2 separate regions of the Homo sapiens genome follow, and region 1 is linked to region 2. Evidence: read pairs that join two places in POLR2A ChIA-PET (ENCODE). Cell type or tissue: HepG2. All regions are shown on one strand. Links, peaks and the distances in the headings refer to the core of each region. The heading gives the core; the rest is flanking DNA.

Evidence for each region. Peaks named below come from ENCODE experiments on the same cell type or tissue, not always from the same donor. Only the 100,000 strongest peaks of a DNase experiment are listed, where the experiment ranks them.
Region 1: POLR2A ChIA-PET joins it to region 2 with 5 read pairs; 1 of 35 experiments calls an interaction of 5 or more read pairs at or near these places.

Annotation. Positions count from the first base shown.
Region 1 is chr21:36,231,387-36,247,117 of GRCh38, reverse strand. It overlaps DOP1B (DOP1 leucine zipper like protein B), which reads right to left. Exons shown (of 37, transcript NM_001320714.2): 15 at 14,043-14,314; 16 at 9,704-9,856; 17 at 8,417-8,517; 18 at 7,163-7,353; 19 at 441-2,070. Among named protein-coding and RNA genes, the nearest start is that of MORC3, 81 kb to the left of the region's middle. RefSeq lists enhancers at 858-1,359, 6,680-7,179. In HepG2, for the core only: no CTCF peak of the experiment used is centred there; a DNase peak (open chromatin) is centred at 11,787.
Region 2 is chr21:36,470,019-36,486,028 of GRCh38, reverse strand. CLDN14 (claudin 14) reads left to right here and starts at 5,907. Exons shown (of 2, transcript NM_001146079.2): 1 at 5,907-6,534. The region is part of intron 2 of CLDN14-AS1 (CLDN14 antisense RNA 1); the gene reads right to left. It also overlaps the pseudogene PSMD4P1. RefSeq lists enhancers at 7,579-7,628, 14,494-14,553, 15,049-15,548. In HepG2, for the core only: CTCF peaks have their summits at 5,933 (motif pointing right) and 6,905 (motif pointing left); DNase peaks (open chromatin) are centred at 4,228 and 5,838; H3K4me3 peaks cover 3,279 bases.

The DNA.
Region 1 (15,731 bases), core at 7,728-15,727, 240 kb after region 2:
GCCTGAGCTCAGGAGTTCAAGACCAGCATGGGCAACACGGTGAAACCCCGTGTCTACTAAAATACAAAAAATTAGCCAGATGTGGCGGTAGGCACCTGTAATCCCAGCTACTCGGGAGGCTGAGACAGGAGAATTGTTTGAACCTGGGAGGCAGAGGTTGCAGTGAGCTGAGGTCATGCCACTGCACTCCAGCCTGGGTGACAGAGACTCTGTCTCAAAAATAACATAACATAACATAACATAACATAACATAACATAACATAACATAACATAATGGATCAGAACATTTAGTTGCTTGTTACCCCTCTTGATAATGCTAAACAGGCTTCTCATTGGGATGAAATTATCCTCCAACCGACATCCACATCCGTGGCAAAACAGTCATTCGTTATAAAAACCATCACTAAAGCAATAAAGATGTCACAAGGAGCGTAACGCACCTGACAGAGAGCTTCACAGATTCGCTTTCATACTGCTTGACCAAGTCATCCAAGTTTTTGCAAATCTGGACAACAAAGGGTGTCACCGTCCAGCCCAGGGACTTTCCGAAGTAGGGCAAGGAATGCGTGACCAAGCTCACCCAGGCCGGATGCATGCCGTAACCGTAGGCGGGCTGCAGACCCCTCACCACCGCAGAGACCAGAAGACCCTGGGAGGTGAGGGGGTGGGGCTGCACGTACTGCAGGGCGCTGATGGCCTGCTGGAAGTTCAGGGCTCTCTGCCACTCCCGGGACAGGTCGGGCTGGTTTTCCGCCTCCTCATGGGCCCGACCCAGGTGGTGTTCCAAGACAATCAGCACCTGCAGCAGCTTCAGCAGCTCAATCTGCAGCGGGTGCTCACTCCAGATCTGGTCCTGACCCAAGTTAATGAGACTCTCCTCAAAGAGGCTGTCCTCTGGCAGGGCCCTGCCGTGGTGGGCGGTGGCCAGCCCGTAGCGCTTCTGGCTCGTGTACATGGACGCCGACAGGGAGAGCAGGACAAACTCCTGAACTTTGCACCTCTGCAGCAAGCTGTGGATGAACTCCACGTTCTTCCCTTCCGAAGACTTGGCCACTGAGACCAGCTGCATCATTATCCTGATCAAAACCTCGACACTTTTGACCTGCACGTCCCGGTTGCCGAGAATGTCTCGGTGCGAGACCTTCAAATAGCAAGGGTAGTAGGAGCGCAGGAAGCTCAGGCAGAGGTAGGTGAGCAGCTCCAGGAGCAGAGAGTGGGGGCACACGTTGGGGACCTGGGTCTGGAGCTTTCCGTAGAAACTCTGGCCAATGAGGGCCTCCTGGTGGCGAGCGAGGAGGTTGGAGATGAGGTTGAGGTGCGCGGTGGAGCTGGTATCCATGCTAGTCCTGGACACAGCCTCGATGAATTCCTTAGGGTTGGTTTTGAGCACAGCCTCCAGCACCGAGAAGGCATAGAGGACCCGCCGAGAGTCGTAGGGCTGCAGGTAGAGCAGGATGTGCTTGAACAAGGCCTCGACGGCCTCCTGCCTTTCCCGCTGCTGCTTTAGCAGCCTGGATGTGGTGAGGGCCTGGAGCTCCAAGTCCGCCTCCTCGTCGCTGGAGAACGACTCAGAAGCCTGCGTCTTGTCCGAGTCCACCCGCACCAGGCTTAACTTGGCCCCAGCCTTGAAGCTTTCTGACTGGAAGGCCGCCAGCAGGGCCGAGCGCTTGGGGTACGCCCTGCCCCCCATGGGGATGGGTGCACAGCAGTTCTCTTCGTTGCTCAGCTCCTGCAGGTCGTGGGAAGGGGAGGAGAAGGAGGACGTGTTCTCGCTGTCCGTGTGGCAGGAGCTTGTATCTGCAGACTCGGTGTGCTCGCTGCTGTCCGGGGCGCCGTGGGCCGTCCTGTCTGGAAGCTCCACGTAGTAGGGCAGCTCTTCCTCGCTCAGCTCGCCTCGCAGCGGGTACTTCTCGGGCTCCTTCTCCACTTCGGCCCAAATGGCTTCACGGTCCACTGTGGTGAACTGGCTCAGAGGCAGGTGCTCTTCAGAGCCGCTCTCCTGAGGCTCGGGCACTGCGCATGCCTCTCTGAAAGAGGTTTTCTTCCTGTTAAACCAACGGTGCAAGTCATCTGAAAATTACAAGATGACAAATGACTTTAGACAGAAGGGTCAGCTATGATACATTAGCTGTAGGGCGGTCTTTGTCTTAAAGCCAGACAGAAAGATCAATATTCCTAAAATTCTCACATGAAACACCACCACCAGAGTCCGGTTTACATTACAGACAAAAGTAGACAAAGGAAGGTGGATAGGTTTTACAGAATGTTCAAGGATGGGATCATTTAGTTACATTGTTATAGTAAACTTAAGTATTTTAATTTTTTGGAGGGGAGCAATTTTTAAAAATACGTATTATTTTTTCCTAGGAATTCTCTTTCAAGAAATGTCTCCTGGCCGGGTGCAGTGGCTCACACCTGTAATCCCAGCAATTGGGAGGCCAAGGCAGGTAGATCACCGGAGGTCAGGAGTTCGAGATCAGCCTCGCCAAAATGGTGAAACCCTGTCTCTACTAAAAATACAAAAAGTTAGCTGGGCGTGGTGGCAGGTGCTTGTAATTCCAGCTACTCGGGAGGCTGAGGCAGGAGAATCATTTGAACCCAGGAGGCAGAGGTTGCAGTGAGCTGAAATTGTGCCACTGAACTCCAGCCTGGGCAACAAGAGCGAAACTCCGTCTTAAAAAACAAAAAAACAGAAATGTATCCTGCAGAAATGTCAGCAGAAGACTTTCAAAGCCATAAGGATGTGGATATTCACCGAAATGTCACATGTGTATAAAGACAAACTGGAGGCTGGGTGTGGTGGCATGGTGGCTCATGCCTGTAATCCCAGCACTTTGGGAGGCCTAGGAGGACAGATCACCTGAGGTCAGGAGTTTGAGACCAGCCTGGCCAACATGGAGAAACTCCATCTACTAAAAATACAAAAATTAGCTGGACGTGGTGGTGCGTGCCCATAGTCCCAGCGTGGGAGACTGAGACAGGAGAATCACTTGAACCTGAAAGATGGAAGTTGCAGTGAGCTGAAATCATGCCACTACACTCCAGACTAGGCAACAGAGTGAGACTCTGTCTCAAAAAAAAAAAAAAAAAAAAAAAAAGGAAAGGAAAAATCAGGCCAGGTACAGTGAATTATGCCTGTAATCCCAATACTGTGGGAGACCAAGGTAGGAGGATTGTTTGGGAGGCCAAGGCCAAGGTAGGAGGATTGCTTGATCCCAAGAGTTCCAAACCAGCCTGGGCAACATGGAAAAACTCCATCTCTAGAAAAAATTTAAAAGCTATCTAGGTATGGTGACACACACTTGTAGTCCTAGCTACTCGGGAGGCTGAGGCAGGAGGGTCTCTTGAGCCCAGGAGTTCGAGACTGCAGTGAGCTATGATGGTGTCACTGCACTCCAGCTTGGGCAACAGAGTGAGACCCCTGTCTCTAAAAAGAAAGGAAAAAAAAAATCAAGCAGCAGAAGAGTATTATGTAGAATGAGCCCAGTTAGGAGAGAGTATGTATAATACACAGCCACTAGGAAAGTCTGGGAGACTACCTGCAAGCCATTAACAATCCCTAGTTCTATCAACTAGCATTACAAAGGACTTCCACTTAGGTTTTTATGTCCTCATTATTTCCATTTTAAAACTAACCATGTTAGTACTTCTATAATCAGAAAACGTATGACACTTTAAAATATTGAAGTCTTTTTTAGGAGAAGTCAAATAGGCCACTGACCACTGCCTATTTAAAAAAAAAAAAAAAAGAAGAAAAGGAAAAAAAAATTAGTGAGTCAAAAGTCTTTGATATTGCCAAACATTTTAAATAAGCAGTGTTCAATAAATCTATGCCATGAGCCGGGCATGGTAGCTCATACCTGTAATTCTAGCACTTTGGGAGGCTGAGGTGGGCGGATCACTTGGGGCCAGGAGTTCAAGACCAGTCTGGCCAACATGGCGAAACCCCATCTCTACTAAAAATACAAAAATTAGCTGGGCGTGGCGGCGCGTGCCTGTAATGCCAGCTACTCAGGAGTCTGAGGCAGGCGAATGGCTTGAACCTGGAAGGCAGAGGTTGCAATGAACCAAGATTGCGCCACTGCACTCCAGCCTGGGCCACAGAGTGAGACTCCATCTCAAAAAAAAAAAAAAAAGAAAAGAAGAAATCTGTCATTCTCATAAGGTTTTTAGGATGATCAAACAAGATAAAGGCACACAAAAGAGCTTTAAAAAAACTCTATGCCATGGACATTAAGCAAGATCAAGAAATGAAGAAGAATCAGACATCAGAAATTGATGAGCTGCTTGAAGTGCATAGCAGTATTTTAAAAATAGATTTCTACAGGATTACAGAAATAGGGTGGGGTAAGCAGGACACTTATCATTTTTTTCAGAGAAAGAAAATGGCAGAGCAAAGATGTTCTCTCCTATTCGGAGGTAGCAGACCATTTCTGTGGTCAGCAGGAAACACAGATTAGAGGAAGCAGCAAGGTAGTGCTGGGGAACTTTTAAAGCCCAAGGAAGGCCAGGCGTAGTAGCTCATGCCTGTAATCCCAGCATTTTGGAAGGTTGAGGCGGGTGGAACACTTGAGCTCAGGAGTTCAAGACCAGTCTAGCCAACATGGCGAAACACCCATCTCTACTAAAAATACCAAAACTAAGGCTGGGCATGGTGGCTCACACCTGTAATCCCAGCGCTTTGGGAGGTAGAGGCGCATGGATCACTTGAGGTCAGGAGTTAGAGACCTAACCTGGCTAACATGGTGAAACCCCGTCTCCACTAAAAATACAAAAAATTAGTTGGCTGTGGTGGCCAGCGCCTGTAATCCCAGCTACTTGGGAGGCTGAGGCAGGAGAATTGCTTGAACCTGGGAGGCAAAGACTGCAGTGACTTGGGATCACACCACTGTACTCCAGCCTGGGCAACAGAGTGAGACTCTTCTTCAATAATAATAATAATAATAATAATAATAATAATAATAATGCCCAAGGAACTGTGGAGATAGAGCTTTCCTCTTAAAACAGAAAGAAAAAGAAATACTAAAAAATGTAGCTGCCATGAATAGTAGCCAAACTTTTAAGAAGGTTCTTTGTTTACACTTCTTTCAGTTTTACTTTCTTACAATGTGGAACAATAAAATGTTTCCTATTTGATAGGGCAGCCAGCTTTTCCCCTAAAGGAAAACCAGAGGTTAGAGGTTTAGGCCAGGAGCCTTATAAAGACAGGAAACCATTTCACACACCTCTGCTTACTTAGCTAATGGGTTGCTTTTCTCTGTAAGATAAGATTGAGATAGCCAGGCGTGGTGGCTCATGCCTGTAATCCCAGCAATTTAGGAGGCTGAGGCGGGAGGATCATTTGGGGTCAGGAGTTCGAGACCAGCCTGACCAACATGGTGAAACCCTGTCTCTACTAAAAATACAAAAAAAAAAAAAAAAAAAGAAAGAAAGAAAAAAAAATTAGCCAGGCATGGTGGTGCATGCCTGTAATCCCAGCTACTCAGGAGGCTGAGGCAGGAGAATCACTTGAACCCGGGAGGCGGAGGTTGCAGTGAGCCGAGATTGCACCACTGCACTCCAGCTTGGGTGACAGAGCGAGACTCTGTCTCAAAAAAAAAAAAAAAAAAAAAAAGATTAAGATAAATACAGGATAAGAAAAAACAAGAACTGGCTAAATACAGACATTTGTCCTTTTTTTCCTTCACCCTTGATCTGGAGAGGGGGGTGTCTGGAGCTTATTCCTTTGGTTTCAACTTCTCGAACAGCGTTAGCTTATAACTGTCTTTGAAGTGAGCTTGCTAGGCAGAGGAAAACTTGTTCTTCTTTTCTTTCTTTTTTTTTTGAGATGGAGTCTCACTCTTTTGCCCAGGCTGGAGTGCAGTGGTGTGATCTTGGCTCACTGCAACCTCTGCCTCCTGGGTTCATGCCATTCTCCTGCCTCAGCCTCCCGAGTAGCTGGGATTACAGGCCCCTGCCACCATGCCTGGCTTATTTTTTGTATTTTTAGTAGAGATGGGGTTTCACCGTGTTAGCCAGGATGGTCTCGATCTCTTGACCTCACGATCTGCCTGCCTCAGCCTCCCAAAGTGCTGGGATTACAGGGGTGAGCCACCGTCCAGCCCTTCTTTACTTTTTAACCCTTGTCTTGCCACATTCTGGGCCTTGGTTTTTACTTCTTAGACTAGGTCACTACAACCTTCTTATAGCCTTGTCTGTTACTTTTCTTGGAATGAATGAATGCAGTACTTCTTCTTATTATTATTTTTAAATTTCTGCCTCAAGCTAAACAAACTCACTCAAAGTTTGCAAACCATCCCTTAGAAAATTGTGAAGTCATTAAATACAGCTATTGTAGGAAGTAATGTTAGTTCATAAAATGCATTAGATATTAATCACTGAAGTTTAATTGACTCATCAGGCTTATTTAGTTTTTCTTTTCTTTCCTAATTTCTACCTATATTCTTTTATGTTTGTGTTAAAGATGCCTCTGGAAGTTCTCTGAACTGAAAGGTTTATTTCTTCTTCATTTCTGATAATCTGATTAACAAGATTTTATAGTCTAAAAGAATCTTAGAGCACAGATAGAAAATAAACCACTTACCTTGTAGTTGAAGGTTCACAAATAAGTTATTTTATTTATTTATTTATGTATTTATGAATGACAGTCTCTCTCTGTCACCCAGGCTGGAGTGCAGTGGCACCATCTCAGCTCACTGCAATCTCTACCTCCCGGGTTCAAGAGATTCTCCTGCCTCAGCCTCCTGAGTAGCTGGGATTACAGGCATGTACCACCACGCCCGGCTAATTTTTGTATTTTTAGTAGAGACGGGGTTTCACCATATTGGCCAGGCTGGTCTTGAACTCCTGACCTCAGGTGATCCACCTGCCTCAGCCTCCCAAAATGCTAGGATTACAGTTGTGAGCCACCGTGCCTGGCCAACTTTCCTTTTTTAATAACAAAACAATCTGGTTTTTCAGTGAAAACAGCAAACCCACTCCCTAATAGTTCTAAATGCTAGATCACTAGGTCCTTAAATTGCCGAAGTCCTCACAATTTACAAAGTACCATTTGCATCTAACAAAACCCCCTAGTGGGCCTCAGTCTCTCAGCTATCACTGCTGAGGTCCAGTCCCCCCACCCATTCCTCCCTCACCCTCGGGTCCTGTGCAGGCTGCTCACCGGCCGAGTTCTCCTGCTTGAGGCAGTGGATGGAGGTTCTCTGGGTTTTTGGCTGCAGCAGCAGCAGGAGCACGGGTTCGAGGATGCGAGCCACGTCCCCGAGGGAGAGCGCACGCACCAGCCAGCCCTGGGCTGCCGCACCGATGGCACCATCCGTGCAGGCCAGGCTGTCCAGCACGACAAACAAGGACCTGCAGTGGGAAACACACCAGTGAGTTCACTCGCAGCCACCCCTGTGCGCCAGGCACCGTGGCAGACACTGGGCATAGGGCGTCACCCAACACAGGTACCCTAGGACCTCCACCCAAGCTGGACTTCCAGACCCAAGTAGATGAGCACAATGGGGACTCAACTTTGGTTTCGCGTTGGAATCACCAGTGGGAGCATTTAAAATCCCAATGCTCAGGCCTCACCCCAAATGGGTTATATATCTGAGTCTGGGCCTGGGCCTCAGGCATCAGAATCAGCTGGTGTCTCTAAGGCCGAGTGCCTGGCCTCACACCTAGAGTTTCAGAGGCACTCGGGAAAAACAATGTGGAATACAATGGGCTGCAATCAAGTTCACCTCTTAAGCATGAGACAGTGATGGGACAAGCACACACACCAAGTATGGTCACTGCTCCAGGGGAGGTCTAGGCCATCTGACCTCCCTGCAAAGTCCCCTCATAGGGGCATGCCGTAAAAGCTGCACAGGTGATCCCGGGGCATGCCAGGATTCCTCACATCCCAACCAAATTAAGAAAATTCCTAACATGTGTTCACATGTGTCTGGCCTAAATTCACTTAGGGGTTTATGGGAACCACTGGCTGTGCTCGGAGGGGTCATGTGCAGGGGTCAGCTTTTCTTTGTTTGAGATGGAGTTTCGCTCTTGTCACCCAGGCTGGAGTGGAGTGGCGCAGTCTCGGCTCACTGCAACCTTTGCCTCCCGGGTTCAAGTGATTCTACTGCCTCACCATCCCAAGTAGCTGGGATTACAGGTGCCCACCACCACGCCCAGCTAATTTTTGTATTTTTGGTAGAGATGGGGTTTCACCATGTTGGCCAGGCTGGTCTCTAACTCCAGGCCTCAAGTGATCTGCCCGCCTCGGCTTCCCAAAGGGCTGGGATTACAGGCGTGAGCCACCACACCCGGTCATATGGGTTCATGTTTTCAACTGCACGCTCCTCTCCCTCCCCAGCCCCACACGTTGGGCAGGCACCTCTGTGGAGTTTCCTCGTGAGTTAACGGTAGATCATAACGAAGGCCGCCTCACCTATCAAAGGAGCGATTGTGAGATGTTACTCGACTGCCTTGGATCTCTCTTGTCAGATGCCAGATCACGGAAAATCTAAACAGAGCTTCCAGCCTTGTTCCCTTGATGAGGAGATACATGGGAGTGAGGAACTTGGTTTTGTAACTGACCACTGTCTTCAGTCACCATAAACCCCATTTAAACAATAGATCAAAGACTTCAGCAGAACTGACAGCAACCACAGCAAAGACGCTGCATTCTCCTTTGACTGATTCGGCCAGAAGGAAAAGGAGAACCTGCATCCTCTCTCTCTGATTGTTCACTTTAACACAGCGGCACATTCAGAACTCAGTATTAGAGTCCAGGGTCACCCCTGTGGTCTGCAGCCAAAGGAAAACACAAAGGAGCATGGCTTCCTTGCAAGTGTCAGGCCCAAGTGTCTTAAAGAACGAGGAGACACAACAGACTGGAAAGGAGACCCAGGACGATAAATTCTCAATAAAATATATTCTTTTAAAAAAATTGGTTTATTATTATTTTTATTTATTTATTTTTTGAGACGGAGTCTTGCTCTGTCACCCAAACCAGAGTGCAGTGGCGCGATCTCGGCTCACCGCAACCTCCGCCTCCCAGATTCAAGTGGTTCTCCTGCCTCAGCCTCCCGAGTAGCTGGGATTACAGGCATGTGCCACCATGCCCGGCTAATATTGTATTTTTAGTACAGACAGGGTTTCACCATGTTGCCCAGGCTGGTCTCAAACTCCTGACCTCAGGTGATCCGCCTGCTTTGGCCTCCCAAAGTGCTGGAATTACAGGCGTGAGTCACTGCACCTGGCCTTATTTATTTATTTATTTTTGGTAGAGATGGATCTCACTATGTTGCCCAGGCAGGTCTTGAACTCCTGGCCTCAATTTCTCCCACCTCAGCCTCCCAAAATGCTGGGATTACGGGTGTGAGCCACCACGCCCTGCTTCAATAAGTTCTTAAAGGGACAATAAATTCCCTACAACTGCCTATTTTGCCAACACCTGCAGAAGCCCTGCAAGTCCTTCCAGCAAGTTTGGGCAGGTTTCCCTGGTGAGCCTCAATATGGTCACAAACCACATTTCCAGGGCTGTAAAAAGAATGGCTCATGCTTCTAGTGGCCTTCCAGTACTGAAATCCTAGAACACCTCTGCTTATTTTATTAATCACGATGTCCACTCAGCCCCAGAAAGACTTCGACCGAATGGATGTCAGTTGGCTAAGGGCACGTACAGCAGGGGCCGGGGTGCTGCAGGATGGAGGTGGCGGCCAGAAAGGCTCACCTTGTCAGGGTCCAGGAGGGCATGGCAGATGATGTCCTCGCAGATGTTGGCCGTAGGGGCCAGGCAGTGCAGCCGGTAGAACAATTCTACGCAGGTGACGTGATGCTCCCGGGTCTCTTTGTTCAGCTGATTCCAAAGCACACGAGCCACCCTCTGGGACAAGGAAAAGGCAGGCGGTGGGGGACCAGGTCAACACAGGCAACATCCGCTCACATCCTCACTCAGTCAGTCCCAGCCCCGACATACTGGATCTCACCTATACTTGCCATGTGAGAATCCTCCATGCTCAGAGACAAATCACCAACAAATAAAGCAAGAAACCTACCAAAGGCTGGGAGCGGTGGCTCATGCCTGTAATCCCAGCACTTTGGGAGGTCGAAGTGGGGCAGATCACCTGAGGTCAGGAGTTCAAGACCAGCCTGGTCAACATGGCAAAACCCCAACTCTACTAAAAATACAAAAATTAGCCAGGTGTGGCGGCGGGCACCTGTAATCCCAGCTACTTGGGAGGGTGAGGCAGGAGAATCACTTGAATCCAGGAGGCGGAGGTTGCAGTGAGCTGAGATCCTGAGATCATGCAACTACACTCCAGCCTGGGCAATAGAGTGAGACTCTGTCTCAAAAAAAAAAAAAAAAAGAAAAAGAAAAAGAAAAAAGAAAAAAAGGAAAAACCCACCAAAGTCATCCAGGCAGCAGGCAATGTTATAGGAGGTCAAACCTGGAGGTTTCTGGCCGACTAAGAACACTGCAGCTCTTGCCTCAACCTCAACATTACTTTCAGAAAGAGAATTAACTGGAAACTGGACCAAAGGGGTTGAAGCATTCTTTCAACAGGCAGGTGCCGAGCAGGCACTGGGGAATGCACAGATGTACCCTCTGGGGAGTTTGGTGAATTTACAGTGGTTGTCAAGATCACTCATTCTGGGGTTCAGCTCCACAGCACTTGGTCACCTCTGGGGTCTGCTCGAATTGGTTACCACGCAGCATGGATAAAGAGCCACGCCTACCAGCTTTAATTCCACTAACTTGACTCTTCCCTTTTCCCTGCACAACGCTGTGGCAGGTGCCTGCCTCACTTTCAAAACACTATTATACCCCCAAATCGTGTCCTCCATCTTCCCAGCCCTGAACTGAGCTCATTAAACATGCATGGTCTGCAAAGGGCTACAGCCCCTTGCCAAGTGGCAGGGAGCAGGAGCCAGTGTGCCTGCCCCAACAAGGGTGAGACCCAGAAGGAGGGCTGGTCCCCACTTCCGGGAGGGAAATTTCTAAATTTCTAAAGACATTCTTATACTTCATAGACTATATGAAGTTTATATCTCATAGACTGGAGTATTTTAGGCATAACTTAGATCAAATAACTTCTTTGGCCCATTTATTTCTACTCAACAAAACCGTCTTTCTCTGCATAGATCAAGTTAACCACTGACTGGCTCAAACTCCTAACCATTATTTTGTTACTTTTTCTCTAAGGGAAAGTGATTTCCAACAATCACATTACAATTGAATTCTGATATATAACTTTTTGACTACGTAGACCGCCCCCCCCCCGACTTCCTTGCTGTCACTATGGCAAATATATATGCAAGAGACTCCCTTCCGGAAGGTTTAAAAAATTTTTTTGCAAGGTTTTTGAGAGTTGATGCCGATCACAAATCCATACCTACTCCCTCATATATATTTTTTTGAGGCAGGGTCTCACTATGTGCCCCAGGCTGGAGTGCAGTGGCACGATGTCAACTCACTGCAACCTCTGCCTCCTTGGCTCAAGTGATCCTCCCACCTCAGCCTCCCAAGTAGCTGGGACTACAGGTGTGTGCCACCATGCCAGGTTAATTTTTGTATTTTTTTTTTTTAGACATGGGATTTTGCCGTGTTGGCCAGACTGGTCTCGAACTCCTGAGCTCAAGCAAGCAGCCCTCAGCCTCCTAAAGTGCTGGATGCTGGGATTACAGGCGTGAGCCACCGAGCCGGGCCTTCCTTCACATGTTTAAACCTTACTCTACTCCTCTGTTCTGGGTGTTGTCTTAGTTATCTGAAATCTGCCAACACTACCTGATAAGAAAGGTCAGGGCACCCTTGGGCTATCTGACCTTTTCTTGTTTGCACTGTGGGAAGCAGGAACTCTGGTATGTGAGCTGTTCCCGCAGGATTAAAAAAAGGCTGAAAGATCAGACAACAGCCCTGTCTGGAGTCTGAGAATTGGGGGCACGTCCTGGCTATGGGTAAGGTTGCTGTGTCTCTAGTTCCAGCATCTGCAACAGGGACAGGCACTAGCTGCCGCTGTCCTCAACTCTCAAGAACTGTACAGTACATAAAAGTGTGCTCCAAGGAATAAATCTTGGTACTCTACTGCACAGTAGGGTGACTACTGCTAACAATAATGCATTGTGTATTTCAAATTGCTAGAAGAGAGGGTTCTGAATGTTTTCACAACAAAGAAATGATAAATGCTTAAGGTGATGGGTATGCTAATTACCATGATTTGATCATCATACAATGTATAAATGTGTCAGAATATCAAATTGTACCCATATATATATACAATATTACATGTCAATAAAAAAAGTATGCTCTTGGCCGGGTGCGGTGGCTCACGCCTGTAAGGCACTTTGGGAGGCTGAGGTGGGAGGATCACTTGAAGTCAGGAGTTTGAGACCAGCGTGGCCAATATGGTAAAACCCCGTCTCTACTAAAAATACAAAAATTAGCCAGGTGTGAGGGCGCACATCTGTAGTCCCAGCTACCAGGGAAGCTGAGGCAGGGGAATCGCTTGAATTCAGGAGGCAGAGGCCAAGATCATGCCATTGCACTCCAGCCTGGGCAACAGAGCAAGACTCTGTCTCAAGGAAAAAAAAAAAAGAAAAGTATGCTCTAGTGCCAGGCAAATGGTAAGTACTTGAATATGTACTACATGAAAATGAAAGTAAAAATCAAGGCTTCAGTAAGAACTTGGAAAAGCTTCCCTCACTGCCCCAAAATAAAAGGAATGTATTTAATGCTGCCACTTTTATTCTATGAGTACCTTTCCAAAGATTCATGATCTCAATTCTTTCTTCTTTTTTCTCCCCTGTGCCTATATATAGTGTAAATATGCCAAATTTTCTGATCTCTGATCTATGTAGGGCCAAGATGACACTTGCTTAATCACTGCTGCTTATAGCGGTTCCAGTCCTGGTTTCAAGTTCTGTCTATTCAAGATCTAATGTGACTCAACTCTAGCAGGAAGAAGAAATGTGGTACAAAAGTCAATAAGCAGCTGGGCACGGTGGCTCACACCTATAATTCTGGCACTTTGGGAGGCTGAGGCGGGCCTCCCAAACTCCTGAGGTCAGGAGTTTGAGACCAGCCTGGCCAATGCGGTAAAACCCCATCTCTACTAAAAATACAAAAATTAGCCAGGTGTGGTGGCAGGTGCCTGTAGTCCCAGCTACTCGGGAGGCTGAGGCAGGAGAATTGCTTGAACATGGGAGGCAGAGGTTGCAGTGAGCCGAGATCGTGCCACTGCACTCCAGCCTGGGTGACAGAGCGGGACTCCGTCTCAACAACAACAACAAAAAAAGTCAATGAGCAATTAAGTAAAAGCTCCCCCAGGACCTGACACCGTAGATGGTGTCCCACATGGAACCAAAGCTGAGCGGTGTGAGGAGTTCCACAGACAGACCCTCTCCCAAGCAACACAACCATAACTGGTGAAAATTATTTTAAAACCAACAACAACCAACCATTTAGAGTCTGGAAATTATCCAAAGGACATTCAGGAAATAAAGAAACATTTATTCCGGAAAACCTACGACATTTCGGTCAAAGCAGCAAGAGTCATGGCACTTGAGCCATGACCTGCTCATCATCTCCTTCCTTCCCCAGCTTAGCTCCATGGAAACGTCACTATCCACTCTGGTGCATGTGGCCAAGCAAAAGGGTGCTCTCTTTCCCCAGCTCCCAGTCAAGGGCTTTTGCACCTCCTGGGAGGGGCAGGCCACCAGCACGTCACCTTCCCACCCCTCTGCTGGATGTGGCAGAGGCTAAATCCAGGTGAGTGCAGTGGAGGAGTCATGGGCTCCCTGCCTCCACCCAGACCCCACTCCCAGGCAGGGGTTCCACTCAGTCCTGGCAGGCCCAGAATACTGGGGCCCCAGTTGCTCTCACTGTAGCTTTCCTGGAGGGTGAAAGTTACATGCTGGGAGAGGAAGACCAAAGGCTACTGCCTCTGCCCAGTGCCCTATAGAATATCACTCTCAGAGAAGTGGGCCACTGCCCCCATCCCCAGCAATACGGTTCTGAGTTTTGCTCAGGGGGAGAAGGAGGCCATAAGAAGAGTGTTCCCAGTGGGAAATACCTGATAGAAATCTGTTTTCTCTGCAATGACTTTCAATATCCCTGGAGCAATGGGAGGAACCGTCACCATCTGCAGCTTGCCAAAAAAAGGGTTGTGTCCAGAGCTCTTATAGCGTTTCATCTTGTCTTCAATGACAAGCGCCAGGGACTGGGAATGGTTTATCACTTCCAGCAGAGTGGAAATGGCCACGTTCTGGAGGTAGCAGTCAGTCACACAGCAGCAAATAGTCATGAGGGACTTCAGCCAAGATGGAAAACTGGAATCACCGGCTCCTGAAAGGAAGCCAGCCGGAGAGGCAGAAACAAGCAGAACCACGTGAGAATGGGTCCCCAGTCTGCAGATTCTACAGCACCCTAGATCTGGGAAGTTACCTGAGAAATCCACCTGGACAGCAGTGCGCTAACCTCCCGCTGGTGAGACTTATTTGGAAATAAGGTCCTTACAGAGGTAATCAAATTAAGATGAGGTTGTTAGGGTGGGCCCTAATCCAATATGACTGGTGTCCTTGTAAGAGGGACATGTCAAGGGAAGACAGGACATACAGAGGACACCCTGTGAAGACAAAGGCAGAGACGGGACTGATGCAGCTGCAAGGTGAGGAGCCCTCCAAGGGTTGCCGGCCAGCACCAGAAGCTGAAGAGGCCAAAAAGTATTCCATCCAGGGTCTCAGAGGAGGAGTATGGCTCTGCTGACACCTTGATCTTGGACTTCTGGCTTCCAGAACTATGAGACAAATTTCTCAGTTTATGGTACTTTGTTAGAGGAGCCCTAGCAAACCAATATATAAAATATTGGCCAGGCACGGTGGCTCATGCCTGTAATCCCAGCACTTTGGGAGGCCAAGGCGGGCAGATCATATGAGGCCAGGAGTTTGAGACCAGCCTGGCCAACATGGTGAAACCCCATCTCTACTAAAAATATGAAAATTAGGGGGCCAGGTGCAGTGGCTCACGCCTGTAACCCCAGCACTTTGGGAGGCCTAGGCGGGTGGATCGCGAGGTCAAAAGATTGAGACCATCCTGGCCAACATGGTGAAACCCTGTCTCTACTAAAAATACAAAAATTAGCTGGGTGTGGTGGCGTGTGCCTGTAACCCCAGATACTTGGGAGGCTGAGGTAGGAGAATCACTTGAACCCGGGAGGCGGAGGCTGTAGTGAGCCAAGATCGCGCCACTGCACTCCAGCCTGGCGACAGAGCAAGACGCTGTCTCAAAAAAAAAAAAAAAAAAAATTAGCTGGGCGTAGTGGCACGTGCCTGTAGTCCCAGCTACTGGGGAAGCTGAGGCAGAAGAATCACTTGAACCCAGGAGGCGGAGGTTGCAGTGAGCTGAGTTGGTGTCACCACACTCCAGCCTGGGCAACAGAGCCAGACCCTGTCTCAAAAAAAAAAAAAAAACAAAAAAACCCAACACAAAAAAAACTTTATCAACAGGCATCATGAAATAGTCTATTTACTATCACTGAATGCCACTCATGTTCTAGGTCTTCTGATGGGCTGTGCTGGACACCCAGGGTTTAAAAACATAGGCCCCACCCTTACCACTTTGCCATGTGGTGAGACACAAGTCAAAAATGTACTAATTACAAATGAGGAAGGGAACAAATGAGGCCAATAGCACCTTCTTGGCTTACACAATTTGAGCTAGTCTTTAAATATAGGTTGAGAATCTCTAATCTGAAAATTCCAAA
Region 2 (16,010 bases), core at 2,693-10,692:
CACCAAGGATGGCAAGAAGGACAAGAAGGAGGAAGACAAGAAGTGAGACTGGAGGGAAAGGGTAGCTGAGCCTGCTCAGGGGACTGCATGGGACGCAGAGAATATAGGGTTAGATGTGTGTTATCTGTAACCATTACAGCCTAAATAAAGCTTGGCAACATAAAAAAAAAAAAAAGGAAATGGAACCTCTCATTTCCCATCAGGTTTATATCTGATCTTTCATTCATATCTGATGGGAAATGAGAGGCTCTCCAAGGTAGGTGGTGCAATTTTTGGACAGTGACTTGGTTTGCCTTTACTGTCTCTTCATTGTCACTTGTCTGAGGATGACAGGGTGTCCCGAGACAGAAAACAGGACAGAGCAGAGGATTGGGAAGGCACCTTGCTTTCGCTCTGTATTTGGAAATGAACTTGACTGCTGCGATCACTAGTGCAACATCTTGCTGTATTGATTAACCTGTACTCAGGTATCGCTGGTGACAGAAGTGATCCGTCTGATCCTAACGAAAATCAGAGCCTTGGCCAGGCACAGTGGCTCACGCCTGTAATATCAACACTTTGGGATGCTGAGGCGGGTGGATCACTTGAGATCAGGAGTTCAAGACCTGCCTGGCCAACATGGTGAAACCCTGTCTCTACTAAAAATACAAAAATTAGCCAGACATGGTGGTGCATGCCTGTAATCCCAGCTACTTGGGAGGCTGAGGCAAGAGAATCGCTTGAACCTGGGAGGCAAAGAGTGCAGTGAGCCAAAAATCACGCCACTGCACTCCAGACTAGGTGACAGACTAAGACGCCATCAAAAAAAAAAGAAAAACAAAATCACAGTCTCACTCCAAGTCATAGAAATAGTGGCAACTGTAAAGAACACATATGGCTGTCAGTGGGTGAAGTCTGTCCCCCAAAATGCATATTGAAGCCCTACCTTCTGGTGCCTGTGAATGTGACCTTATTTGGAAACAGAGACTTTGTGGATGTCATCAAGTTAAGATGAGCCCATTAGAATTGGCCCTTATCAGCCCAGTACAGTGGCTCATGCCTGTAATCCCAGCACTTTGGGAGGCCGAGGCAGGCGGATCACCTGAGATCAGGAGTTTGAGACCAGCCTGACCAACATGGAGAAACCCCGCCTCCACTAAAAATACAAAATTAGCCAGGCATGGCGGTGCATGCCTGTAATCCCAGCACTCGGGAGGCCAAGGCAGGAGAATCACTTGAACCCGGCAGGCGGAGGTTGCGGTGAGCCAAGATCACGCCATTGCACTCCAGCCTGGGCAAGAAAGAATGAAACTCTGTCTCAAAAAAGAAAAAAAAAAGCTTCTTAGAATTGGCCCTCATCTAATCTGACAGGTGTCCTTATAAGAAGAGAACGACGTGTGAGGAGAGACATGCAGGAAGACCACCATGTCATGAAAAAGGCAGAGATTGGAGTGGTCATGCTGGAAGCCAAGGAATGCCAAGGATTGCTGGCCACCACCAGAAGCTGGAGGAGGCCAGGAAGGCATCTACCCAGTCTCAGAGGAGCACAGCCCTGCTAGCGTCTTGGTTTTGGACTCTTGGCCTTCAGAACTGCAAGGCAACAGACAAATGTCTGTTGTCTCAAGCCTCCCAGCATGTGGCACTGTGTTACAGCAGCACCAAAACACCAATGCTCTGGCCAAGTTTCGGGGCTGTTCTCTTGGTGGAAAAGTAACCATCTCTTAAGTCTGAATTTGCAATTCACTGTTCACGTCAGAAAGTACAATCTTAAACCCAAGAACATGGGGCTTTTGAATCCAGAATCTAATGGACATGCATGCGTAAATAGAATCCGAGCCTCATGCTCTTCCTACCTCACTCGTCTTTGGGGCAGTTTTGTGGGATTTTCCTAAGGAAAGGGTCTATTTTTTGAAAACGGCCCCAAGGCCTACGGTTCTAAATCCAGACCGTGTCTGAGCATGGACAGTCTAGGTTCCTGTGTCCCTGCCGCCCAGTGGGGCCATAAGTCCTGCATCCTCCTCAGTGAAGGGCGGAGACTGCCCATCCCTGCAGTGGGTCCGTATCTGGCCCTGTCCCCCTTGGCTCCTTACAGGGCAAGAGAGGCTCAGAAGGTGCTTCTTTCTTTCTTTATTGCAATTGGCCTAGTTCTTGGCTTCTTTTCCTGCCTATATCACCAGCAGGGAGGGAAGGAGACTCCTCCAACAAGAAGGTCCCCACCCCAAATAGTGCCATTGTCAATGCCAGGAATCCAAAAGGTCTCAACCCACAAACCACAACACCCCTCTCCAGGAAGGGGTGACAAAAGCTCTCCTTCGGCAATACCTACGATGGATAAGGCACCACGCCGGGCACTTTGCATCCATCAACTCACACAGCTACATCATTACCAAACCTGGGCTCACCGTTCTTTTAACCAAAGATGGAGGATCCTTTTCCGAGGCTGACCTGCACTCCTAGTTGCCATGGAGAAAGAAGAAACCCTGGTTCCTTCACCGCATGGTTCCTATGAGGCCTCAGCAGCTGCCTTGTGCTTCTCTCTCTGGACCTCACGTGGCCTCTAGGCCTCACTGGACACAGACCCTGTGACCCCAGACAAAGGGTCAGGAACTTTCTGAGGCCCATTCCAGCAATTCCTGCTCAGAGAGACGCATGGTTTGAAACCACATGATGCATTTGTGCAGCCCTCCAGTTGTAACATTTGCCCAAGGGCTGTGAGCTGCGAAGCTAGCACTGGACCGGGCTCGCTCCTCAGGGCCTCCTGAACCCAGCGGCGCAGAGAGAGATGCAGACCCCGAGTCAGAAACAACACCACCTGGCCGTGCAAGGAGCTGATGCTGAGATGCAAGGGCTGCAGTGGGGCCTTGGGGAGAACTTGCAGCTGCCAACTCATTCTGGAGGTGGATACAGGGTAGTAACATGAGGCAGCGTAGTGGTAGGAGCCCACGAAGTGAGGCCAGTGTGCTCGGTTCAAACCCTGCCTCCACCACTTACAGGTGTATGACCTTGGGCGGGTGACTTCACTTCTCACAGTCTATTTTCCCATCCATAAAATGAGGTTAATAGGAGTACCTAAAGCAAAGGCTGTTTCAGGATTAAATTAGTAAATAGACGTAATATGCTTAAAACCACAGCTAGCACACAAAGAATGCTGCCTTTGTGTTCAGGACAATTGTGATTGTTGTTACTATTGACACAAGCAGTCTCCTTAGGTCAGACCTCTGCAAAGATATCACAGGCCTAGCACCAAGGTTTTCATGGAAGCGTCGTGACTTTCACAGGATATGCTGTTGATGAATAGAGCAAGGTCAAGTTTTACCACAACCTTTACTCTAGCAAGTTAGCTAAGGATCCACTAACTTCAGACTCAAGTTGTCAGCATGTGTGTCGCTCAAATCAAAGGGGACCCAAAACGGTAACCCAAACCCCAGGCATCTCTGCATACATAATTTTCCCTTCATTAATTTGTTTAGTCAACAAACTTTTGCCAGCTTCCTAATGTGTCAGACCCTAGTCTGGCTCCGTGAGAAATCAAAAAATGAATCAAGCTTCAAAGACCAGTTGAGATCAGAATAAAGGTGATCTATGTATCCATCCATCTATCCATCCATCCATCCATCCATCCATCCATCCATCCATCCGTCTATCCATCCATCCATCCATCCATCCATCCATCCATCCGTCAGTCTATCCATCCATCCATCCATCCATCCATCCATCCATCTATTGAAACATTGACTAACTTCCATCATACCCAGCCCATCAGGATAGTTGCTGCCCTAACTCAATGGGATGATTTTAGCAGTGTTAGGAAAATGCTCAAGACCTTCCTCTTCCAAATCCTCACTTACCCCTGATTGGCATTCGAAGTTTTACTATTAAATCTTTATTCCTTAGACTTAAAAATACCTCTTGGGAGGGACAAAATGTTGAGCCATTATGAGTCATTTACACCTTAGAGTTTAAAACCAGACCCAAGGGCAGACGTTGATGGAAGTTGGAGGAGCCAAGAGAAGAGTTCCCTGCCCACTCAGGGAGAGGATTGGGAGAGAAGGGCTGGAGACTCGGGACCAGCCTCTCTACCCCCTCATTTTCCCTCGCTCTGTGTGTGCCTGTGGCCCTGACCCTGAGAGGCAGGAGGGGAAGGTGTAGTGCTAGCCAGGCTCCCTGCTACTCATACGTGCTGGAGTCCAATAACTATTTGATGAACGAAGAACAAATCAATACCTTTCTATTTAGATTTCGTCACATCATGTTTCTGTGACTTTGCCCTCTGGTCCAGGAAACACTGTTTTATCCAAGAGGAGCCTTGGGCCAGGGTCACAGGTCAGGGAATTTTCAGGCTTCAGCCCAGAACAGGAATGACTTGTTCCAAAGAAAATCAAGACTAATAAAGATTTCACAAAATATCTACAAAACAGAACGTTACGTCCATTTCATTCACTGTCACAGTGTAATATCCCTAAAAACTATCATAATATTTTAAAGCAATTTGGAGTTTACATTTTCTCTCTGCGGGGTTTCCTAATAATACACAACGAATGCCAAGAAATCAAAGCCAGTTGTAAACTAAATGTAATGAACTTGTAGCCAAATCATCTCAAAGACAAAGTTATAAAAAATAATTTCTAAAAAGTGCCCAGCATAAAATTATAGATAATATGGGCACATTTTACTATTATGCTGGTACCCCTATATATTCCAATATTCTTAAAATGGTGTTCAGCAAAGGCGATGATTCTATCTCCAAGTTAGTTCATTCCTTTAACAGTTTCATTTCAGCCTGTGTAACTGCTTTAGGTGGGGTGGAGGATCTAACGAAAAGGTCTATTTCGTTGTCAGGTAAAATTCTGCGTGGTTTTACGTAACTTTCCTGGCATAGATAGTGAAATAGTATATCTGGTGGGAAACCTCTAAGGATAGAGGATCTGGGCCTATAAATGACCTGAACCAAAGTTGTTTTTGTTTGTGACTGTTCACTTCCAAAAACAGACCAAAAAAGCTATGCAGATGTGGGTTATGTCAATCCTCCATCAATAACATTTAACAGATGCTTCCGAATGCCTGCTCCAAGCTCCTGACACTACTGGATGTGCTGTCTTTCTGTCCTTCACCGTCCCATTGCCAGGGACACAAGGGCCAGGCTTTTGGTCCATGCCCAGGGCGTTTGTCCACACCAGATTCCTTCGCTGCATCTTTTTTTTTAAACACCAACCAGAGCCCGGCGGATTGATGCACACTGTGGAAGACACGCAGAAGCCCAAGTAAGTCCCTGGCCCTGGAGCATTTGCGGTGTGCTCAGTGACGAAGGGGCGGAAATTCTTGTCATGTTAAATCCATGGCTCTCAGCACACTTCTCAATTCCAGAATCGCCCACAACGATTTTCAAAATTGAAAAGGAACTGGGATTTGTGCCTTGAGAGGGTCCCCAAACCTTGGAGCCACTCAGGGTGCTGGCTTTTGGCTACACATTCCCACCAAGAGATTTCATTCTTGCAATTTTCAAGGCCAAACATCTCTTAATCAGCGAATCATTCCTCAAAGGGCTGGAGGCGTTCCCAGCCCTGACCAGTTCCCTCAGCCACCCTCAGGTGCTGCCTTCACTTCCAGCAGAACTCTCCCTAGCCCTCCTGGACATCGCTGTCAAGCAAGTGTCTTGACCTTCCAAGAAAGTCACCTTCTTCCGTCAGCACTGGTTTCACAGTATGCCATGTCTCTTATCTCCAACTTGTAGCAAATTGTCCCTCTTTCCACACTGTGCTCCTTGACCCGTCCAGCTCCACATTCCACCAACAGACCATCCGAATCACCCACAGCTGCAGCTGTAGAAAAAAGCAAACAAACAAAAGCAGTTGCTCGTTGATCAGAATCGACCAGCATGCATCTAGGGCCCATAGCAGCCTAAAGGCTGAGAAGCTGAGTTACTCAATAGCAGAAAAGTCCAAAGCAGTGTGAGGACAACCGCCAGGTGGTGGCTCAGAGGAGGACACAGTCGCTGTGGGCAGGTGGTCAGGGCGCAGGAGGGAATGAGCTGTGGATTTTTAGTAATCTACAACAATCAGGCAGTTCCAGGACACAGGGAAGTGAGTGTGAACAGCCAATGGACCCGGAGCCGAGAGCCTGGGCAGGCGTAGGCTGGACTATGGACGCCCTGCAACCCTGCCAGGCTGGGAAGGGGAGGCTTGATCCTGAGCGCGTGTTAGGAAGGAGATGCCCAGGTTCAGGTGTATCGTGCATTTTTTTTCCACAGTGCAGAAATGACATTTCTGGTTGGTCTTGAATGTCTGCTCTGGCCAAGCCACCTCCTCTCATGCTAGCTAACCAAGTGGCACGTGTGCCCACGCAGGCCATTCTAAGGAACACTGTAATTGTCTAGACAATTTTCTCTCAAATACTCCGTCCTGGAAGCGTCTGGTTGGCAGAAGAGGGAAGGCAGGAGGGTGGCAGCGTCCCGGCTGAGTCCTCTTGCACATGGGAGCTGGAGTCCAGCCAGGCTCCAGAGCGGCTCCGGCTGGCAAGGGACCTGAACAGGAAGATGAGACTCGAGGTTTTCTGCATGTGAGTTTGGGGTGAAGCTGTGGATGTGGGGTGGGCGGGCTGGGGTTGACAGTCATCTGTTTTGGAAGCCCTTAGGCCCTGCCGGTTAGATGTGCATGCAGCCAGGGGTCCGAGCGTTCTCCAGAGGAAGGGACCGTGCTGGCCCCTACAGGAAAGGAAGCTGCAGGCTGGTCTGGGTGGCCTCCAGAGGACCCCACGCAGCTGGCATGAGGGCAGCCAGGCTCCTAATGAGCCAGGAACGACAATAATCCAGTTCCTGAGTGTTTGGGCAGAACTCTTTTCATCGCTTACCAGGCCTGTTTGGGAGGAAGGACTGAATCTGTTCAGTGTTTTGAGGCCACAGCTCAGCTCGGGGAGCTCAGCGCCACTGCCCCCTTCTGTCTGCTGGGACTCCCTCGTTTTTCTGCAAAGAGGGCCAGGCAGACTGTTCCGAGTTTCCAGACTTGGGAACATTCTCCTGCTCCCTAAATACACCCCTGCCCTCCAACACAGACACATATTGGCATGGCAGGAGAGGGGGGGAAGTGATAGATCTCTCTCAATGAGGGTAAAAAATGGTGCTGAAGAGGAGAAATGCCATGCAATTTGAGACGTGAGTTAATCCTTCAGTTACCTGGGGCCCCACATCCCCAACAGCTGCCACGGCTTCCCAGGATGGGCAGGAGGGACCCAGGCAAAATAGAAAAGGAACCAGGATTAGTGTCCTGAGACCGTCCCCAAACCTTGGAGTGCTGTCCTCACTGGCTTTAACTGGGTGCTGGCTTTAATTCCCGCAGTGTTCAAAGCCAAACATCTCTTGATCACTGGGTTTCATTTTTGAAGTCTTGGGAAACCAGAGGACAGTTCATCATCGTGTGCTTCCAGGGGCTGGGCCCAGGTCTGCTGTGAAAAGATGCTGTCATCTGAGCTCAGCGTTCATGCCCGTGTCTCTCAGTCACTCACTGGAGTTGGGGACGGGCTTATCTGTTAGGATGATAAAACTTCCATAGCATACGCCTTGCATTTGCTGGTATCTGTCCCAAAGGGCTTGTCAGTTTTTACATATATTATCTCAGCATCTTCTAGATGTCTCTGCAGAGGAGCTATTCCTATGTAGACAGTCATTCCTGTGTAGACAGTGAGTAATAGGCTGAGCAGCTTGCCCAAGATTAGTCAGAATTGAAGCCAGCGCCAGCCCCCATCCTTATCTGGCTCCAATCTGATTTGCATATCTCAAGCTTACTGTGTTTTATTTACCCATCTGTATAAAGGGTTCAATGCTTCTTAAGACATCTACAGAAAAATCTATAAAAAGGAAGACACGTAGATTCTTCCTTTGGTGCTATGAAAATGTCACTATTAAATATTTCCTGTTTTCCAGTTAGTTTTTAGTTTTTAGGTAAAGATCAATAAAATGGAATATGTCCATTATTGTTTTTAAAAAAATCATTCTGTTGCCTATATATCAGAAAAGATCTTTCATTACGCAGAGTAAGAAGTCTAAAAGTCTGTTTTCAAGGCTAGTGCCAATGTGTTTTTAAAACGCAGGTGGCCAGCCTTGCCAGTTCAGGAATGATTCTTGGCGTTTTCAAACTCAAACGTTCCTCCTTCCAGCTAATCTGTGGATTCTTCACTCGCACCATTTGCAGGACAAGTGGCTGCCAGGGCCAGGGACTTTTCACCGGGTGACCAACAGCAACATAGTGTGGGGAATTTTCTACTCTGGGCCATTTGCTGAGAGGGCTCCTGGGCCTAAGCTGCTACCACCTCCTTTATCTCTCCCTGTCGGGTGACTCTATAAAAAGACAGGAGAAGCTGAGGCTCATTCACTCACTTTGTCCACTTCATTCCCAAGAGAAGTGTCGGGGGGACCTGCCAGGCTTAGGGGAAGCTCTGAGCTGAGCCCCTTGTGCAAAGAGGCGAGCCACCCAGAGGCAGCTGTTCCCTTCTAGGCCTGGAAGTGCACATGCTCATCTACAGCTTTCTTGGAAGAAGAAAGAAACAAAAACTGAGATTTAGAACACCAGGTCTGTTTCCACTGGCGGCCACTCTTGGGCACTGGAGACCAGCAAGAGCTTTGTTTTTAAAAGGCTCTTCCATGGCAGATATTCGCAGAGGCATCAGGGCTACACTTAAATGAAGGTAAAGTAAACATATGAAACCATATTTTCGATTCTACAGAACACTGCAAGAGCGTCTCTGTTCCTTTCAACATTCTAACTCAATGCACTCATTGTTTTAAGGGGGGAAAATCCCAATGTCCAGTTCCCAGCATGTCCATAGCAGGCAGGGACAGCTTCACAGGCACATGATCTGTGCAGTTACAGGGAGCCCCGTGCTCAGACAGGCTTGCACTTGGCTTGATGTTCTGCAGACGCCATCTTGACATTCTTAATAATTTCTGAACAAGGGGTTCTGTATTTTCATTTTGCACTGGGTTCTGCAAATTATCTAGCAAGTCCTGAGAGCAGGCAAAGGTAACCTACAGGGCCTGGTACTCTTCAGAGCAAATGCACAATCTGGCCACTGTGTGTATGTCTAAAGGCTAAGCCACACCTGCCATGCACTACTTTAGCTGCAAGGCCTTTGCTTACACAAGGATTTCTGCAATCTGAAATCTCATACCTGACCCAATTAATTCTAAATGTCTTTATATCAAACTATCACAGGCTTTTCTGGAAGACTCACCCAATCATTCTCACCACTGTGAGTGTATGCTTTGGGGCCTGGGCCAGGAGGAGATTTGTTTTCAAAGGTCATCCATGGGCCGAGGGCAGTGGCTCACGCCTACAATCCCAGCACTTTGGGAGTCCAAGGCGGGTGGATCATGAGGTCAGGAGTTCGAGACCAGCCTGACCAACATGGTGAAACCTGGTCTCTACTAAAAATACAAAAATTAGCCAGACATGGTAGCAGGCGCCTGTAATCCCAGCTACTCAGGAGGCTGAGGCAGGAGAATCACTTGAACCTGGGAGGCGGAGGTTGCAGTGAGCTGAGATCGCACCACCGCGCTCCGGCCTGGGTGACAAAGTGAGACTCTGACTCAAAAAAAAAAAAAAATAGTCATCCATTAAAATATAAATGCCTGTGGGGTAACTTCTTGGCCAAGATTAACAATGAGGGAGGCTCAGTGCCCACAGTGGGCTGGGGTCCCAGGAAGAGGACCCAGGTTGTAAGAACAGGCTTCCGTGGGGCTCTGGGAAGGTAAGAGCCAGAAGGCAGCAAGATAAATAAAGAACCACCCCCCCAACCACTTTTTCTAGATGGCAGAAGGCAAGGGTGCAGGGCCACAGGAGGGAAGGTAAGATTGTAGCTGGAGAAGAGGATTTCAAGCGAAGGGAGTGGGAGAGCCTAGCCTTATGGGTAGGTGAGACAATATTCCAGGGACAGGCCAGAGACACCTGTCTCCATCTCAGGAGATCCCAAAGAGAGCCTGCACTCAGCAGGCAGGCCCAGCAGAACAGACATCTGAACTATGACTCTCTGTTAAACCGTTTTGGACTCTTTAAAGCTCCTAATAGGACCTTTAAAAGTTACATCAGGCCAGGTACGGTGGTGGCTCATGCCTGTAATCCCAGCACTTTGGGATGCCGAGGAGGGCAGATCATTTGAAGTCGGGAGTTTGAGACCAGCCTAGACGGAGTGAAACCCCGTCTCTACTAAAAATACAAAAATTAGCTGGGTGTGGTGGCGTGCACCTGTAATCCTACTGTGCTCCAGCCTGGGTGACAGAGCAAGACTCTGTCTCAAAAAAATAAAATAAAATAAAATAAAAAAAGTTAAATCAATGAAGCCAGCGGGGCTGGGTGCAGTGGCTCACACCTGAAGTTCCAGCTACTCGGAAGGCTGAGGCGGGAGGATCACTTGAGCTCAGGAGGTCAAGGCCGCAGGGAGCCGTGATTGTGCCACTGCACTCCAGCCTGGCCAACAGAGTGAAAAATAATTTTTAATGAAATAAATAAGCCATTGGTTCTCAAACCTGCCTGCACATCAGAATCACCGGGTGGGGGAGAGGAGCTCGAAAATTCCCATGCATGGACCCCACCCCAGTCAGCGAATCAGAATCTCTGGAGGTAGCCAGGGCATCCGGATCTTTTTAAAGCTCTCCAAGGGCTGCGGCTACAGCAGGAGGGTGGAGAGCCACTGATCCAGGTGACTTCTCCACGATGAACAGACCTTCTCTATTGTCCTCAATGTCCCTCCATCCCAGCTTTGACGCCACGGCCCGCCATGATGTTCACACCTTTGTGTGCACGCATATTTCCCTTGGCTGTCTGCCTTCATCATTTTCCCCTAGGAAAATCCCCACCAGGTCCAGTCCAGCCCTTTGTCCACTTGGGACCCTCGCAGTGCAGTTGATGGTGCTGGGAAAGGCTGTCCGGCGTGATAGTCTATGGTACCCGCAGGACCACTTGCCCCACCTGCACCCGGCACTGACTAGCACTTGACCCCTTGACTTGGTCCAGGCCTGCGGTCATTCTCCTGGATGACCATGGTCTCCTCCTCTGTGCTCAAGCCTCCCGCACCTCCTCCCCCATCTCCTGTCTCAAGACATCATGTTGCTTCTTATTTCCCTGAGAAACTTGGAGCAAACTCAGAACATGCGTTATTGCCCACTGACATCTCCCCCAGCCTCCTGCTCCCGCCTCCCCTCCCGTTCTGGAGTGAGTTCTCTGCATGCTGGTCAGAGCTGGTCTCTCCATGTGCACACAGGATCCCTACTGCCCCTACAGATGTTTCCCTCCTCGCTGAACCATTTCCTCAGGCATGCAAACATGCTTCCATGCCTCTCATCTTCAAAACAACAGCAAAACAAGGGTCCTCTCTTGCCTACACATCCCACTGGCAGAGGTTTCTAACTCTTTTGGTTTAGTTTTTTGTTATCGGTGTTGTTCTGGGTGGCGGGATGGGGATTGCCTGGGATTCCTTTGGCAATCTGGCGAAGCTGATGTATTCTTCTCAGCACAATACTTTTAAATGTGTAATATAACACATAACATGCAGGATTATAAAGGAAGTGAATTATAGTAAAACATAGTTATCAAAATATTTTAGTGCAATTCTGTTCCTAGTAATGGACGACCTTCCTTATTAATGCATTACATCATGAGGTCTAGCAAGCATCTTATAAGTATCATTTGAAATTGTTAGAGTGATAAATGTCCTTTGCAGGTATCTGCAACGCCTGTAATGCGATGCAAAATATCATGGTCTCTATTGCTGATTAAGGCACAGGCACTGGTCATATTGCTGTAGGTGGCTGCCTACATTCAGGATTGAAGGAAATGCTAATTGTCAGTGAGAGGTAGATGAAATAGAAGATGTCACTTTTTTTCCTGGCTGAGTTGACAGATATCCTGAGGTCTATGGGCCCTGGAACCCATCCTAAAACTGTTGCCTCATTTCCTGATTCCCCTGGAGGGTCCAAGTTCCTGAAAGAATTCTCTGGGCTCATTCCCTCCTGTCCCTCTGTCCCTATTCTCTCTTGAACCCACTCCAATCAACTCCGCCGAAACTGAGCTTATCAAGGTCTCCAATTTCCTTCATGTTGCTAATCCAGTGACCACTTCTCAGTGCTCAGATGACTTGATTTATCAGATTACTTGACTTGACAGAGTAGATTGCTCTCTCCAACATGGAGCTCTGTCCTCCCTCACCAGTCTCCTCTGGGTTGACCGTTCACTATCGCCCATTCCTACAGCCCGTGGCTGGCTCCTCTTCCTACCTCTATCCTCATCCCTCCCCTGATGTTGGAGGGTTCCTAGAATCAGCCCTGGAGCCCCTGCTCCTCTCTATCTAACGTTCCCTCCTAAGAGACTCCATCCCATATTTTAATCCCATCTCCATGCGGTGGTGACACAAACAGACTTCTCCAGTTCAGTCCCTCCCTGAACCCTGCACTTACATATGCAACCATGGTTATCCCCAGGTGGGTAGGCACAGACATCTCAAACTGAACAAGTCCAAAAGAAAATTCCTCTCTTCTGCCCTTCATCCTCTGTATCAGTCAGAGTTCTCCAGAGAAACAGAGCCAATCGAATATGCATTTATATAGAAAGAGATCTATTTATTCTAAGGAATTGGCTTGCATGATTCTCAAGGCTGGCAAGTCCAAAATCTGCAGGGTGGGCCAGGCACAGTGGCTCACACCTGTAATTCCAACAGCCTTGGGAGGCCAAGGTTGGAGGATTGCTTAAGCCCAGGAGTTCAAGACCAGGCTGGGCAACATAGTGGGACCTCCATCTCTATAAAACATTTTTAGAAATTAGCCAAGTGTGATGGCACATGCCTGTAGTCCCAGCTACTCAGGAAGCTGAGGTGGGAGGATCACTTGAGCCTGAGAGATCAAGACCAGCCTGGGCAATATAGCAAGAGCCCATCTATAAAATGAAATTCTGCAGGGTGGGCTAGCAGTTTGGAGACCCAGGATCACGGACACTGCAGTTTCAGTTGGAAGGCAGCCTGCTATAGAGCTGAGAAGGGCTGATGTTGGAAATAAAGGTCAAACACAGTCTGTTGGAGAGAGTTTCTTGCTCAGGTGAAGCTGCATGTTATGGACTAAACATTTGCATTCTCCCAAAATTCCTATGTTGGAGCCCTAAGCCCCGATGTGATAGTATTTGGAGACGGGACATTTGGGAGGTCATTAGGGTTCAATGAGGTCATGAGGGTGGGTGCCCTCACAATGAGATTCGTGCTCTAAAAAGAAGGGAAAGAGAGAAAGATTTCCTCTGCCTGCATGCAAAGAAGACGTCAGGTGAATTTCCACCAGGAACCCAAGCAGCCAGAACCTTGGTCTTGGACTTTCCAGCCTCCGGAATTGTGAGAAAATTAATTTCTGTGGCTTAATCCAGCAAGTCTGTGGTATTTTGTTGTGGCAGCCTGAGCTGATGGAGACACCAGTTTTTTCTGGTTCCAGTCTGGCCTTCACCTGACTGGGTGTGGCCCACCCACACTATGGAGGGCAATCTGCTTTCAATGTTAACCTTGTCCAAGGACTAACTTCACAGAAACATGAAGAATAGTGTTCAATCATATATCTGGGCACCCCATGGCCCAGCCAAGTTGACACAAAAAATTGATCATCACATCCTCCAAACCCAGATCTCCAACCCTCTTCAAGCTCTCAATAAGTGGCAACTCCATTCCTCCAGTTGCCCAAGACAATAACCTTAGGCACCTGTGTCTCACACCCCGCAGCTAAACCATCAGCACATCCCGCTAGCCTCACCTGAATATAGAAACTGACCTCTTCCTGGCACCCACCTTTATTTCCACCACCTTGGCTCGGCCTCCTGGCATCTCTTACCTGAAAGATCACAAGAACCTCCTGTTTGGTCTCCCTAATTCAGCCCAGACGTAACCTTGGACAAGTTATGTAACCTTTCTACACTTCAGTTTCCCTATCTGTAAATAAAGATGGCAAAATGCGCATTGCGATTTGTTTAAGAGTTCATTGCATGCCCACAGAAGCACTTAGCACATGTTTGGCATATCATAAACACTCTGGAACTTTAACTATGACTGTTTTTACTCTTATCATTAACAACTAACTGCTTTGGAGCACCTGGGCTTCAAAGGCTAAATTTACAGAGAATGAGTTTTAAACCTCATGTTTAATAGTATTTTCCTTACCATTAGAAAATCTTAGCCTTATGTTTTCATTTGACACATTTTAACCACTGCAGTTTATCCCCAGTTCAATTCTCAAGTAAATAATTTTCAGAGGCTTACGAAATTCACAGAATAGTTGTCTAATTCATGAAGGTTTTCAGCCAGGTGTGACAATGTCCTATTGCTTGTTTGGGGTTTGCTTTCTTTTTCTATTTTGCTGTAAGTCCTGACTAAAGGCGGAGCCTAGTGGGCTCTGCTGGATTTCCAAGGTAAAGCTTCAGCAGGCTTCTGAGTCACCTTATTCAAATCTGGACTCTGCCCCAAATTTGGGGCTTTTATGCTCTATGAAATCAAGACATGTTGACTTAAGAAAACCAGACACCCAGCCTGAAAAGGTCAGTCACCAATTATACCCCAGCCAATTGCACACAAGCTGGAGACATGAGCCCCCCCAAACTCTCTGTGAGCTAAGTGAATTCACACACTTTTTAAGCCTGGAGAAGCTGAGTCATTTGATTACTATATGGCTTACTTACTATAGATTGTGTTTGCACTTGAATTTTCAAATTTGCAGGGGACTTTCCAGATTCTTCTTTCTCCATGTCCTCTACCTTTTCCTTAGATTTTGTCCTCCACACTTTGAGACATGAAGCTAACCATGGCTTTGTTTTTTGTTTTTATGTTTGTTTGTTTTTTGTAGAGACAGGATCTCACTATGCTGCTCAGGAATGGCCTCGAACTCCTGGAATCATGCAGTCCTCCCACCTTGGCCTTCCAAATGTTGAGATTACAGGTGTGAGCCACTGCACCTGGCCTGTTTTTATCAATGACAAATGTGAAGCCACCAGATCACACTCAATGCCTGTCCTGGAAGGGGACGCAGTTCTTATAATCACAAATGAGGTTTTTTTGTTTGTTTGCTTTTTGAAATACGATGTTGCTCTCTCACTCAGGCTGGAGTGCAGTGGCACAATCTCTGCTTATTGCAATCTATGCCTCCCAGGCTCAAGCCATCCTCCCACCTCAGCTTCCAAAGTAGCTGGGATTATAGGCTTGAGCCACCATGCCCAGCTAATTTTTTTTTATTTTTAGTGGAAATAGGGTTTCACCATGTTGACCAGGCTGGTCTTGAACTCCTCAGCTCAAGTGATCCTCCCACCTCAGCCTCCCAAAGTGTTGGGATTATAGGCCTGTGCCATGGGGCCTGGCCGAGCATTTTCTCTGTAATTCCCCGTGCCACCATTCAGCTACTCTGCTGTGTTTGTTTCCTGGGGCTGCCATGACAAAGCACCACAACCTGGGAGGCCTGAAACAACAGAAATTTATTCTGTCATGATTCTGAAGGCTGGAAGCTTGAAACTAAGGTGTGGGCAGGCTGGTTCCTTCCAGGGCTGTGAGGGAGCATCTGTCCTGGGCCTCCTGCTGGGCCTCTGCGGGTTGCTGGCGATTCTCCGCGGGTTGCTGGCGATCCTCCACATTCCTTGACTTGGTAACTTCTCGCTCCACTCTCTGCCTCCGTCTGCACATGTTCTTTCTATCTCCGTCTTCATATGCCCATCCTCTTATAAGGACACCAGCCCTATTGGCTTAGGGGCCACTCTATTTTACGTATGACCTTATCTTAACTAATTACATCTGCAATGACCCTATTTCCAAATAAGGTCACATTCTGAGGCACTGGGAGCAGGGAAGACTTCAACATATCTCTTTTGGGGGACCAGGTCAATCCATTGCATCCCCTAGATAAAGTGTTCCCACAGAACACTTAACCATAAGTCATCCAACAATCAGCTAAGGCTTGAGGAAATGTTTGTATGTCCACCTGGGTTTTTTGGGGTATTGTTTTTTTGTTGTTGTTTTTGTTTTTGTTTTGTTTTACTTTT